Regions from separate parts of the Homo sapiens genome. Here region 2 is linked to region 1. Evidence: chromatin contacts called from ENCODE Hi-C or POLR2A ChIA-PET data. All regions are on one chromosome and are shown on one strand. Each heading gives the region's core, a stretch centred on a gene start or an enhancer-like site at or near the end of the contact. The rest is flanking DNA. Distances are from core to core; before and after follow the strand shown. Region 1 holds the start of TSHZ2-AS1 (TSHZ2 antisense RNA 1). Region 2 holds the start of ZNF217-AS1 (ZNF217 antisense RNA 1).

Region 1 (3,696 bases), core at 1,197-3,696:
TCCTGCTTTCTCTTGTGGGCATTTAGTGCTATAAATTTCCCTCTACACACTGCTTTGAATGAGTCCCAGAGATTCTGGTATGTTGTGTCTTTGTTCTCATTGGTTTCAAAGAACATCTTTATTTCTGCCTTCATTTCGTTATGTATCCAGTAGTCATTCAGGAGCAGGTTGTTCAGTTTCCATGTAGTTGAGCGGTTTTGAGAGAGATTCTTAATCCTGAGTTCTAGTTTGATTGCACTGTGGTCTGAGAGATAGTTTGTTATAATCTCTGTTCTTTTACATTTGCTGAGGAGAGCTTTACTTCCAAGTATGTGGTCAATTTTGGAATAGGTGTGGTGTGGTGCTGAAAAAAATGTATATTCTGTTGATTTGGGGTGGAGGGTTCTGTAGATGTCTATTAGGTCCGCTTGGTGCAGAGCTGAGTTCAATTCCTGGGTATCCTTGTTGACTTTCTGTCTCGTTGATCTGTCTAATGTTGACAGTGGGGTGTTAAAGTCTCCCATTATTAATGTGTGGGAGTCTAAGTCTCTTTGTAGGTCACTCAGGACTTGCTTTATGAATCTGGGTGCTCCTGTATTGGGTGCATATATATTTAGGATAGTTAGCTCTTCTTGTTGAATTGATCCCTTTACCATTATGTAATGGCCTTCTTTGTCTCTTTTGATCTTTGTTGGTTTAAAGTCTGTTTTATCTGAGACTAGGATTGCAACCCCTGCCTTTTTTTGTTTTCCATTTGCTTGGTAGATCTTCCTCCATCCCTTTATTTTGAGCCTATGTGTGTCTCTGCACGTGAGATGGGTTTCCTGAATACAGCACACTGATGGGTCTTGACTCTTTATCCAATTTGCCAGTCTGTGTCTTTTAATTGGAGCATTTAGTCCATTTACATTTAAGGTTAATATTGTTGTGTGTGAATTTGATCCTGTAATTATGATGTTAGCTGGTGATTTTGCTCGTTAGTTGATGCAGTTTCTTCCTAGTCTCGATGGTCTGTATATTTTGGCATGATTTTGCAGCGGCTGGTACCGGTTGTTCCTTTCCATGTTTAGCGCTTCCTTCAGGAGCTCTTTTAGGGCAGGCCTGGTGGTGACAAAATCTCTCAGCATTTGCTTGTCTGTAAAGTATTTTATTTCTCCTTCACTTATGAAGCTTAGTTTGGCTGGATATGAAATTCTGGGTTGAAAATTCTTTTCTTTAAGAATGTTGAATATTGGCCCCCACTCTCTTCTGGCTTGTAGGGTTTCTGCTGAGAGATCCGCTGTTAGTCTGATGGGTTTCCCTTTGAGGGTAACCCAACCTTTCTCTCTGGCTGCCCTTAACATTTTTTCCTTCATTTCAACTCTGGTGAATCTGACAATTATGTGTCTTGGAGTTGCTCTTCTCGAGGAGTATCTTTGTGGCATTCTCTGTATTTCCTGAATCTGAACGTTGGCCTGCCTTGCTAGATTGGGGAAGTTCTCCTGGATAATATCCTGCAGAGTGTTTTCCAACTTGGTTCCATTCTCCCCATCACTTTCAGGTATACCAATCAGACGTAGATTTGGTCTTTTCACATAGTCCCATATTTCTTGGAGGCTTTGCTCATTTCTTTTTATTCTTTTTTCTCTAAACTTCCCTTCTCGCTTCATTTCATTTATTTCATCTTCCATCGCTGATACCCTTTCTTCCAGTTGATTGCATCGGCTCCTGAGGCTTCTGCATTCTTCATGTAGTTCTCGAGCCTTGGTTTTCAGCTCCATCAGCTCCTTTAAGCACTTCTCTGTATTGGTTATTCTAGTTATACATTCTTCTAAATTTTTTTCAAAGTTTTCAACTTCTTTGCCTTTGGTTTGAATGTCCTCCCGTAGCTCAGAGTAATTTGATCGTCTGAAGCCTTCTTCTCTCAGCTGATCAAAGTCATTCTCCATCCAGCTTTGTTCCGTTGCTGGTGAGGAACTGCGTTCCTTTGGAGGAGGAGAGGCGCTCTGCGTTTTAGAGTTTCCAGTTTTTCTGTTCTGTTTTTTCCCCATCTTTGTGGTTTTATCTACTTTTGGTCTTTGATGATGGTGATGTACAGATGGGTTTTTGGTGTGGATGTCCATTCTGTTTGTTAGTTTTCCTTCTAACAGACAGGACCCTCAGCTGCAGGTCTGTTGGAATACCCTGCCGTGTGAGGTGTCAGTGTGCCCCTGCTGGGGGGTGCCTCCCAGTTAGGCTGCTCGGGGGTCAGGGGTCAGGGACCCACTTGAGGAGGCAGTCTGCCCGTTCTCAGATCTCCAGCTGCGTGCTGGGAGAACCACTGCTCTCTTCAAAGCTGTCAGACAGGGACATTTAAGTCTGCAGAGGTTACTGCTGTCTTTTTGTTTGTCTGTGCCCTGCCCCCAGAGGTGGAGCCTACAGAGGCAGGCAGGACTCCTTGAGCTGTGGTGGGCTGGGCCCAGTTGGAGCTTCCCGGCTGCTTTGTTTACCTAAGCAAGCCTGGGCAATGGCGGGCGCCCCTCCGCCAGCCTCACTGCCGCCTTGCAGTTTGATCTCAGACTGCTGTGCTAGCAATCAGCGAGACTCCGTGGGCGTAGGACCCTCCGAGCCAGGTGCCGGATATAATCTCGTGGTGCGCCGTTTTTTAAGCCCGTCCGAAAAGCGCAATATTCGGGTGGGAGTGACCCGATTTTCCAGGTGAGTCCGTCACCCCTTTCTTTGACTCAGAAAGGGAACTCCCTGACCCCTTGCGCTTCCCAAGTGAGGCAATGCCTCGCCCTGCTTCGGCTCACGCACGGTGCGCACACCCACTGACCCGCACCCACTGTCTGGCACTCCCTAGTGAGATGAACCCGGTACCTCAGATGGAAATGCAGAAATCACCCGTCTTCTGTGTCGCTCACGCTGGGAGCTGTAGACCGGAGCTGTTCCTATTCGGCCATCTTGGCTCCTCCACGTATCTGTTGATCCTTCCTTCCTCCCTCCTTCCTCCCTGTCTCCCTTCCTCCCTCCCTCCTTTCCTCCCTTTCTCCCTCCTTTCTTTCCTCCCTCCCTTCCTCCCTCCCTTCCTCCCTTCCTTCCTCCCTCCCTTCCTCCCTCTCTTCCTTCCTTTTTTGAGACAGGGTCTTGCTCTGTCGCCCAGACTGAAGTGCAGTGGCACAATCATGGCTCACTGCAGCCTTGAACTCTGGGACTCAGATGATTCTCCTGCCTCACCCTCCCGAGTAGCTGTGACTGCAGGCACATACCACCACACTTGGATAATTTTTTAAATTTTCTGTAGAGATGGAGTTTCATCATGTTGTCCAGGCTGGTCCCAAACTCCTGGGTTCAAGTGATCTGCCTGCCTTGGCGTCCCAAAGTACTCAGGTTACAGGCATGAGCCACCATGCCCGGCCTGATTCTTTTCTATGTATACATAATTTTATTTTTTTTAAGCAACTGTGCAGTGTGAGGGCTGATAGACTCTGTTGCAGGAGCTGGTGAAACAGTGGGAGACCAAGCAGGATTTTGCTCCTGTCTTCATGAGTCTGAAATCTAGTGACAGAGTAATGGGGCTCGTCAAAGATTTTTGGTAAACGACTAGATAGTAGATATTTTTGGCCTTGGGGAACAAAAAATGAAATTGTATTATGATGGCATCACTGTAACCCAGAGGGTGCCATGCAGCGGTGTGGAGCGAGGAGAGATCCATGTAAGTTTCCGTAGCAAATGCTTCACTTGGCTGTTGTAAAGTGC
Region 2 (3,524 bases), core at 585-3,084, 48 kb before region 1:
AGGTGAGGAGTTCGAGACCAGGCTGACCAACATGCTAAAACCCCGTCTCTACTAAAAATACAAAAATTAGCCAGGCATGGTGGCGGGTGCCTGTAATCCCAGCTACTCAGGAGGCTGAGGCAGGAGAATCGCTTCAACCTCGGAGGTGGAGGTTGCAGTGAGCTGAGACTGGGCCATTGCACTCCAGCCTGGGCAACAAGAGCGAAACTACGTCTGAAAAAAATAAAAAAAGTTGGAATTTTGATTGGAAAAAGTAACACTTCATAAGGGAACGTTTTAGTTTGTATTGATTTCAATTTTGCCAACTTTCTAGCATGTTCAGGATTCTTCCAGCAGCTTCTCAGACAGCATATCAGCTTCGGTTAGCTACTATTCAGACAATTGCATTTCATAATCAGCAATCAAAATTGTACTTTTCTGTTAAAGCTGTTAAAATATTCTTGCTTTTAAAAAAGCTGTTAAAAACACAATTGGAAAAGTCAGTGAAATGATCATTTGATATTTGATTATTCAGTGAATTAGTTTTAGGCAAATCGGACTGGCAGGCTGCAGAGGTGGCAACAGGCCAGAGGTCATTAGAGGACCAGGAAGCCACAGGAAGGTCACCTCGGCTACATTTTATAGCTCACAAAATGTTTTTACACACACACTACCCACTCCCCCCCCTCCACTGCCCCCATCACCCCGAGATGGAGTCTGTCGCCTAGGCTGGAGTGCAGTGGCACAATCTCGGCTCACTGCAACCTCTGCCTCCCGGGTTCAAGCAATTCTCCTGTCTCAGCTTCCCAAGTAGCTGGGATTACAGGCACCCGCCACCATGCCTGGCTAATTTTTGTATTTTTAGTAGAGACGGGGTTTCACCATGTTGGCCAGGCTGGTATTGAACTCCTGACCTTGTGATCCTCCTGCCTCAGCCTCCCAAAGTGCTGGGATTATAGGCGTGAGCCACTGCACACAGCCTATACACACACTTTTTTAAAAAAACTTTTTTATTTTGGGATTTTTTTTTTTTTAAGTTTTAGTCTTGCTCTGTCACCCAGGCTGGAGTGCAGTGGTGTGATCTTGGCTCACTGCAACCTCCGCCTCCCAGGTTCAAGCCATTCTCATGCCTCAGCCTCCCAAGTAGATGGGACTACAGGCGCCACCACACCTGGCTAAGTTTTGCACTTTTAGTAGAGACAGGGTTTCACCATGTTGGCTGGGCTTGTGTCGAATCCCTGACCTTAAGTGATCCTCCTGCCCTTGGCCTCCCAAAGTGCTGGGATTACAGGCTTGAGCCACCTCGCCCAGCCTGGAATAATTTTATATTCACAGAACAGTTGTAAAGAGATTGCAGAGAGTTCCTGAATTCGAACCCAAGTTCCAACCCTGCACCCAGCTGGCCCTAGTGCTACCATCTTACATAAGCACAATGCATCTGTCAACACTAAGAAATTAACACTGGTATGTTACTTTATTTAGAATTCCCTAGTTTTCCCATTAGTGGTGGGATTTTTTTTCTGTCCCAGGATCCTACCTTGCATTCAGTCATCATGCCTCTTGTAGTCTTCTCTCGTCTGTGACCATTTCTTAGATTTTCCTTGTTTTTCATTCCGTGGACAGTGTTGGGAAGGACTCGGTGTTTTGTAGAATGTCTGCTGATCTGGGTTTGTCTGATGTTTTCTCATGATTGTCTGGGATTACGGGTTTTGTGGAGTATAATGCAGAGGTAAAGTGCCTTGTCATCTCATCATATCATGGGAGGCGGGGGTAGTATTGTGGGAGGCAGGGGTATGTGAGAGCCGCCTGGCAAATCTTGCCTCTACCAGGGTGCTTAATGTTGTCACATGTTTGATTATCATAACCTGTAAAATAACTGGAAAAGTTAAGATTCTATTTTATCATTTCAATGATTTTTTTTTTTTTTAATTTTGAGATGGAGTCTCGCTCTGTCGCCTAGGCTGGAGTGCAGTGGCGCAATCTCAGCTCACTACAACCTCTGCCTCCCGGGTTCAAGCAATTCTCCTGCCTCAGCCTCCTGAGTAGCTGGGATTACAAGTGTGCACCACCATGCCTGGGTAATTTTTGTATTTTTAGTAGAGACGGAGTTTCACCATGTTGGCCAGGCTGGTCTTGAACTCCTGGCCTCAAGTGATCCGCCTGCCTGGGCCTCTCAAAGTGCTGGGATTACAGGAGTGAGCCACCACGCCAGCCTCAACAGATAATATTTTAGTGAGCAGTCATATATGCAGGCGTTGCTTAAATTGAAGTCATTCAGTATTAATGAGGAAGGTCAGATGAGATCCTGTACTTAAGGAGCTGGGAAACTGAGGATTCGAGAGTCTAAACAGCTTTACCCAATGTGGTCCAGGTTGTAGGTGGCAGAGCCAAAATTCAAACGCGTGTCTCACTTCAAAGGCTCTGTGTGTGTTTGTGTGTGTGTGTGTGTGTGTGTGTGTGTGTGTTTGCTTTTGCTCCATTGATTCCAAATAACAAAACAAAACCAAACAAAAACTTTGCTACAAAACCCTCACTCTGATCCTGATGCTATCTTAATTGTGATAAATGTGTTGTTTAATCTTCACAACAAACTCATGGAAAGGAACTATATGTAATCCCAGAGCTTTGGGAGGCCGAAGCGGGAGAACTGCTTGAGCCCAGGAGTTTGAGACCAGCCTGGAAAACGTAGTGAGACCTCATCTCTACAAAAAGTTTAAAAATTAACCAGGTCTGGTGGCATGTGCCTGTAGTCTCAGCTACTCTGGAGGCTGAGGTGGGAGGATTGCTTGAGCCCAGGAGTTCAAGGTTGCAGTGAGCTGTGATCGCACCACTGCATTCCAGCCTGGCCAACGGCATGAGATCCCTGTCTCAAACAAAACTAAACAAAACCAAAAGAAAAGGAACTACATATCCTTCCTTTTTCAGGTGAGGAAACTGAGCCTTTGAGTGGTTAAGGAACATGTTCAAGGTTATAAAGCTGGCGCATGGGCTGGGCGCAGTGGCTCATGCCTGTAATCCTAGCACTTTGGGAGGCCGAGGTGAGCAGATCACCTGAGGTTTCTACTAAAAATACAAAATTAGCCAGGTGTGGTGGTGCATGCCTGTAATCCCAGCTGCTCGGGAGGCTGAGGCAGGAGAATTGCTTGAACCCGGGAGACGGAGGTTGCAGTGAGCCAAGATTGCTGCATTGCACTCCAGCCTGGGCGATAAGAGAGAAACTCCATGACACACACACACACACACACACACACACACACACACACACAAAAGCTGGCACATGGCTGAGTTGGGACTGGAAACAGACTGCTGGGCTCGAGGGCCTGAGTTTTCTTCATCAGAACATCACACACATTTAAAAATGTTTTGAAAATGTATATGTTTATTTATATTGAGGTAAAATTTACAAAACATAAAATATACCACATTATGCAAAGCTGGAGGCCAATAAACAAAATATATGTAAAAAGAAGAAAAAAATTCAAAAAGAAAAACTATATTAAAGTGTACAATTCAATAGCTGTTAGTACACTGACAACGTTGTGCAA

The links. A loop is a pair of places that touch in the nucleus more often than their neighbours do. ChIA-PET counts read pairs that join two places held with the same protein, here RNA polymerase II (POLR2A).
Region 2: POLR2A ChIA-PET joins it to region 1 with 14 read pairs in HepG2. The contact joins the promoter of ZNF217-AS1 here to the promoter of TSHZ2-AS1 in region 1. A Hi-C loop is called at or near these places in 1 of 168 maps with a recorded cell type or tissue (Caco-2). POLR2A ChIA-PET finds 5 or more read pairs at or near these places in 8 of 52 experiments (Caco-2, GM12878, H1 and 5 more).

What each region holds. Positions count from the first base shown.
Region 1 is chr20:53,503,068-53,506,763 of GRCh38, reverse strand. It overlaps TSHZ2-AS1 (TSHZ2 antisense RNA 1), which reads left to right and starts at 2,446. Exons shown (of 6, transcript NR_187667.1): 1 at 2,446-2,655. RefSeq lists an enhancer at 2,044-2,694.
Region 2 is chr20:53,551,080-53,554,603 of GRCh38, reverse strand. ZNF217-AS1 (ZNF217 antisense RNA 1) reads right to left here and starts at 1,834. Exons shown (of 6, transcript NR_110051.1): 1 at 1,517-1,834.